Regions from separate parts of the Homo sapiens genome. Here region 1 is linked to region 2. Evidence: chromatin contacts called from ENCODE Hi-C or POLR2A ChIA-PET data. All regions are on one chromosome and are shown on one strand. Each heading gives the region's core, a stretch centred on a gene start or an enhancer-like site at or near the end of the contact. The rest is flanking DNA. Distances are from core to core; before and after follow the strand shown.

Region 1 (3,216 bases), core at 442-2,941, 950 kb before region 2:
AGATACAAAGACACTTGGAGCAGTGCCTGGCATGTGAGGAAGATGACGGCAGTATTAGAAATAACAGCAGTTAAATCCTCCAAGCACTCACCACGGGCCGGATACGGGAAGCATATGACTTTGCTCGGGCCTCCAGTACCTGTTCCATCTTTCTTGCAACCTTATCAAGCTCTCCCATGTACCTGGGACTGTTCAATATGTTCTATGCCTCTCTATGAAAGGGGCTACTGTATTATCTCCATTTTAGAGAAAAAGAAACTGAGGCTGAGAGATGTTGAGTAACTTGCATAAGGTCACACGTGCTCATAGAAGTCCAATGTATTATGTGTCTGATTCCAGACCTGGAGATTATGTTTTTTGCCCTCGCTGGGGCTTACGAGAGGGCCTACTCCTGCACTCTCTCCTTCCCCTGTCCCATTCCCTGTCCTCCTTTCCCCGCTTCCCTCTTCCTCATGCACCCTTCCTTCTCTGCTCTTCCTCATCTCTTCCCCCTCCTCCTTCCCTCCTTTTCCTTTTGTTCTCTTCTCCCTCTCCTCTTCTGCTGCGTTGCTCTCTTCTAACTCTCATTCCTTCTGTCCCCTCTCCCCTTGGCCAGAGTCCAGACTCAAGGGCTGATATCTTGTTGCCTTCGGGGGGACCCAGGCAGAAATACAAGAGCAGCTGCCCTTCCCCTCAAAGGACTGACCTACCCCAGGCCCTGCCAGACCAGCCCAGCAGGCAGTGTGTGTGTGTGTGTGTGTGTTTGTGGGTCAACCCGCATATATGTCAGCTTGTGTGAGACTTGTGTGTCTACGATTGTGCCCAGTTTCTCCATGGGTATGAATGGTTGTGTGTGTGGTTGTGTGTGTGTGGGGGGGGGGTAACAGGTCACGAGGTCCTGACCTGCCTCAGCCAGGGCCCCACCTGTGCACAGTGGGAGCGACTTTCAGCATCTGTGCCCCACCCTGACCACCCCAGATGGGGCTGACCGGCCGGGTCCTGGCCACCCAGTTGTCTGGAGCCTGAGGAAACTGGGCTCAGTCTCAGGCCTCAGGCTGGAATCACCCAGACCTGCATTTCCCACTGGTCCAGTTGCTTCTTGAAGATTTCTGAGCTCGTTGGGCTTATCCAGAAGTGGGCTGGTAACATCTGCTCAACAGGACCCTTGCAGGGGTCCTAGGAGAGAAGGTGTGTAGGAAGGTATGTGGCTTGTGGTTTCTGCCTGGCCACCTTACGAGGATCCAGATGCAGGGAAGAAACCACAGCCCTGTGGTCTCAGAGGTCTCTGCCTGTTCAGACCCACGGTCCATGCCTGGCTGCAACGTGGACACATACGCTCCCCCACAGTCCAGGAAAACCCGGTCCCTAAGCTGGGCGAGTTCTTCCTGTGGGGATCAGAGCCAGTGAGCATGCCTGGACAGCATGTGGGATGGGGTGTGAGTGCTCAGGGTCAGCCCCGCAGAGCCCCGAACGAATAGCCCGATCTTTCTGGAGCGTTTCCTGATGGGGTTTGCGAGGAACGTCTGCTGGGAGGTGAGTGGGGGTCCTGGGAGCCTGCTGGCCCCGAGGCTGAGCTGTCACTGCTGGGCTCTCCAGTGGTGGCCGCCAGGGCAGTTCCTGGCCGGCCCACTGCATGCACATCTGGATGCAATTGTCTGCAGCTGCTGGGGCGAGGCGTAGGCTGCGGTCGGGGCTGGATGCTACACTTGGAGGGACCTCACGGGGTGGGGGTGGGGTCTGATTGCTCAGAGACTGAGCCGCCTACTCAGAACAGGGAAGGAAGACCAAGGAGAAACAAAAGAAAGGAAGATGGATGGGGCGGTGGTGATGGGGGCCAGGAATGTCTTTTTGTTCTGAAGAACATTCTGGCTTTTCCCAACAAATCACAAAATCCAAACGGGGAAGCTGTTTTAACTCCAGTCACACCCATGTCTAAATCAAGCAAACATACCACACACACATGTTTTTGTTTCTAAACTCATCAAAGGAACTTCAGGCCTGTACAGGGTCCTAAAAATACATACTGAAAACTGCTCGTATTCCAGCCTCTCCTGTGCTTTTTTTTTTTTTCACGACTGAAAAATTTCCGGCAATTTTTGACATCCCTTGCTCTGACCTCAAGCAGCAACAGGCTTTATCTGATAGTGTCAGTGTTCAAATTCATTGAAGGCTGGTGGGGGGTCCAGCAGGGGAGAGGACAGGGGGTCTGTGGGGTGAAATGGATTGTTCTCTGGTCACAGAGGATGGCAGAACCATCCAATTCCACCCCTTCTTTTTTTTTTTTTTTTTTTTTGAGATGGTGTCTCCCTCTGTCATTCAGGCTGGCGTGCAGTGGTGGGATCTTGGCTCACTGCAAACTCCGCCTCCTGGGTTCAAGTGATTTTCCTGCCTAGCCTCCCGAGTAGCTGGGATTACAGACACCTGCAACCACACCCGGCTATTTTTTGTATTTTTAGTAGAGACGGGGTTTGACCATGTTGTCCAGGCTAGTCTCAAATTGTGACCTCAAGTGATCCACCGGCCTCGGCCGCCCTAAGTGCTGGGATTATAGGTGTGAGACACTGCACCCGGCCCCACCTCATCTTATAGCTGGAGAAAATTAGCCCAGATAGGACTGGTGACCTGCCTCAAGATACTCAGCCAAGATTCACCCCGAAGTGACCCAGTGCAGTGGGCTCTGGGCTCAGCTGTGTCCAGTAGTTTGTGTTACAACCTCTACAACTTACTTCCACATCAGAAACATGTCTGATTTGTGATGGAGGAACTCGGAGGCATTACAGTGGGACGTACCCTGTGCGGCTGGCAGAGAGCAGGCCTGGCTCAGCACTCCAGGACAGGGCCTCGCAACTTCCTTTCCTGCTATGTGTTGTTGGGGATAACTCACCTGGCCCCTCAGCTCCCCATTTGGAAGTAATAATAGTAGTAATGATATTAACATTTGTCATTGAATGAGCACTTACTATGTGCACTTCTCCCATTTCATCCCAGCTGACCTCACAACCCTTTCAGGTGGGTACAGCTATATTAGCTTGACTCTGCAGACGAAGCAACTGAGGCTCAGGCAGTTTAAGTGGCTTGTCTAAGACAGGGAGGCTGTGGTTGAACCCAGGCTTCTACCCTTCTCACTGAGTGCTATGCCCCCTGCCCCACAGGCTTGAGGTGAAGGCTCATGGAGACCTTTGATGGACAAGATGAAAAGGCCTGTGCTCCCCGTTCGAACAGTGGGGCCTGGTAGTG
Region 2 (3,269 bases), core at 393-2,892:
CCAGCTGTTCACATGTGATCTCAGCCAGTAGACTAGCAGCTTTGTAAAGGAAGGAAAGGGATTGTTTTATTCCTTAATGGCGGCTTCCCTGAATAAGTGCCACTAAAATATGTCTCAAAATAATGAGTAAATGAAGGAGCTATGGTGTTTGTCAAGTGGAAAATTGGGCTAATGACATATTGTCTTGAGTTTCGTGTGGGGTCTGGCACACAGTCACGGAAGTACTAATTTAGGTTGTGCTTCTTCCTCTTCACCCAATCTTATAGATAAAAATTCCAAGTCTTAAACTAGCCAAGTGACTCATCTAAGAAATAATGTAAGCTCCACAAGGGCTGTGATTTTTGTCTAGTTCTTCTTTTCTTTTCTTTTCTGTAAATTCCCTTCTTAAATTTTAACTTAATTTTGCTTAATGTTGTGAGCATATCTTCATATTTAATTTATAACAAAACACTACCCATTGTTAGTTAGATTTAAACTAGAAACCTTGGCTGTTGATGTCCATGCCAGGAGTTTCACAATTACACTTCCTGCCCTATTTCTTTCCTATCCCAAAGACCCTTCCTGCACTTTCAACCTTGATGGGACAGAAAATACCTCATCATTTTTCCTCAGGAAATATGGCTCAAGTAACTCCTTCTTGCCTATCACCACACGAGTGCAAGCATACCTTGACTGTGCTGTGCAAACTATCTTTAATGAATATTGCTTTTGGCTCTAAAATTAGGTCCATCTTCCTGTGGCGGGGGCGGGGTGGAGAACTGAGGCTGGAGCAGTGGCTCGTGCCTGTAATCCCAGCACTTTAGGAAGTCAAGGTGGGCAGATCATCTGAGATCAGGAGTTTGAGACCAGCCTGGCCAACGTGGTGAAACTCTGTCTCTACTAAAAATACAAAAATTAGCCAGGTGTGGCTGTGGTCACCTGTAATCCCAGCTACTTGGGAGGCTGAGGCAGGAGAATCGCTTGAACTGGGAGGTGGAGGTTGCAGTGAGCCAAGATCACGCCACTGAACTCTAGCCTGGGCGACAGAGTGAGACTGTGTCCCAAAACAAAACAAACAACAACAACAAAATACTGAATAATATCTCCTGCAAAATTAATGTTAGTGTTTTGCTAAATGATATTTCCATTGTCTGAGACATGTGGCTTTAATGGAAGTATTATATCAGAAAAATGTAGAGAGGAAAGCATAAGGTAACTCAAATTTCTTTCAGGCTGGAAAAACTCTCGAGTCACTGAAGACAGTTTTGCCAAAAAGGATTGGCAAGAAGCAGTGATATTTGCAAATTGTTCAGTGAAACTGCTTTTATTTAGTCAATTTCATCCGGGTGTCCAACGGGTTCTCTGCACAGGGATATGTTTCTTAGACAATGACAAGTTTTAAACCAAATTATGAGCTATAGCTGAAAATATAGTCACAGAATGTCATTCCTGATTTGTTTTTGAAGCTGAAGCTACGTGGCTAGAAATATCAAAGGGGTGATCCATGAGAGTCTAAATGCTCAGTTTGAGGAGTGGGAAGACTTGAAATGACTGTGGAAATGGGCATCAAAGCAGAGAAGCATGGCCAGACATAACACTGCTTGCTCCAGGAAAGGGAGGAGAGATGGTCCCCTGAGCCAGCTGGCGTCAGACCAGTGGACTCTCCACCAATCCCCAGCAGCGTCATTCCCTCATACATGGATCCAACTTTGCAACCAAACTCTGCATCAGAGATCCAAGAGAGAATACCTCCCAGAGGGCTAAACTAAGCTCTTCAGAGTTTATGCTCAACTTGTGGGGGGAGAGCCATTCTTCGCTGGCTTAACACCAAGGAGATCTGAATGCTAAAAGGAACCAGTCAGGAAGGAACAGTGTTAGAATAAGACTGGCTTTGGAGTCCAGAGAGGCAGGTTTATAATTTCAGATTTAGCTTTGAACCATGGGGAAAGCATAATCTTCTTTAATCCTCAATTTGCTCGTCTGTAAAATGGGGAGAATTTTTGCCTTATTAAGTTGTTCTGGGATGTGTTTAAGCATAAGGAGATAATAAATTCCAGCATTCTCCTCCCTCTGGTTTGGAGAGTAGAAATATTTTCTTAATGATGTCTGTCACTGGAATGCAAAGTCTGCCTACTCAGAGGGACCTAGAGGCTGCCTGGTGCTGGAACATACTTGGGGATAAAATGACATCGTACTATTTAATCAGAATCATAAGATCATCATGTGGGTCACTTGGGTGACACAAAGAATCAGAGCTTTGGTCTTTGTCTTATTGACCTATCTTCTAAAATGGTTTCAGGTTCTCTAGGACCTCACTGTCTATAGAGACTCACTGAAGAAAACACCTTCATTCAACCAAGTCTCTTGGTTTTGTATGTGCTGCAACTTGGTTTCACTCTAAGGTTGTGTCTGACTGAACATATGACTGATATTGGATCACATTGCCTCAGGATGGTGACCTTCCTTTCATGTGGGCTAGCACTAGATAGATATGTGTTCTTCAGCGTGGGCTGGAGAGGCAGTCTGGTCAGTTAAAAAGGGAATAGTTTGGCATCAGATACATACGGGCTTTTGAAAAGGTTGTCCTTGAGCAAGCTATTCAGCCTCACTAAACCTCAGTTTGCTCATCTGTAAAGTAGAGATATTATTCTATCACATATATTTATTAGAAGTAATGTACACAAAATGTTTAACACACATAATAAGCCCTCAGTACACCACTATTGCAAATATTTCAATGTTAAATATTCCAACTTGAGAACTCGCCAACATTCCTTGCCGTGTACTCAATTTAACTCCACACATGGACATGCACATACACACCATTTTAAAACTGATTTCATATTTAAAAGTTGTGTTGGGGAAATAAATATTTTTATTATTATTTTATGAAAATGTCAACATTTATTTTAGATATAGGGGGTACAGGTGCGGATGTGTTGCATTGGAATATTGCTTGATGCTGAGGTTTGGAGTATGGATCCCATCACCCTGGTAGTGAGCATAGTAGATTTTATTTTAGAGATATAAAACAATGTCCTAGAAATCTGCATGTTTCAAAGACCTCCTTTAATCACATACCTATTGTTTTCAGAGGAAAAAAGGAGGTGAAAAGAAGAAAAGTATCCTGTCTATGTCAAGGAGAAAACTAGCGACTATTTCCAGAAATACTCAATTACTCTTTTTGCTAAATGAAACAATTTTACAAGGATTATACTATTGCTCTGGTGTCTAATGTGGGTGTGCTCCCATTAGTCCACTTTGCAACTGTCCCAGAAGTACAGTCCAAT

The links. Hi-C counts contacts between places; a loop is a spot of excess contacts on that map. ChIA-PET counts read pairs that join two places held with the same protein, here RNA polymerase II (POLR2A). Pooled maps may share reads with other maps.
Region 1: a loop to region 2 is called in a map of chondrocyte, with 2.2 times the contacts of the local background. The contact joins two enhancer-like sites. A Hi-C loop is called at or near these places in 2 of 168 maps with a recorded cell type or tissue (chondrocyte and heart left ventricle) and 2 of 50 pooled maps. POLR2A ChIA-PET finds 5 or more read pairs at or near these places in 1 of 52 experiments (MCF 10A).

Annotation. Positions count from the first base shown.
Region 1 is chr16:66,265,231-66,268,446 of GRCh38, reverse strand. No RefSeq gene overlaps it. Among named protein-coding and RNA genes, the nearest start is that of CDH5, 100 kb to the left of the region's middle. Within about 2 kb of position 1,691, at least 13 of the 41 ENCODE cell types and tissues checked have a DNase peak (open chromatin) inside an H3K27ac peak, as active enhancers do.
Region 2 is chr16:65,313,609-65,316,877 of GRCh38, reverse strand. All of the region lies in intron 8 of LINC00922 (long intergenic non-protein coding RNA 922), which reads left to right. The region is part of intron 2 of LOC124903780 (a long non-coding RNA gene); the gene reads right to left. Among named protein-coding and RNA genes, the nearest start is that of LINC02126, 140 kb to the right of the region's middle. Within about 2 kb of position 1,642, at least 4 of the 41 ENCODE cell types and tissues checked have a DNase peak (open chromatin) inside an H3K27ac peak, as active enhancers do.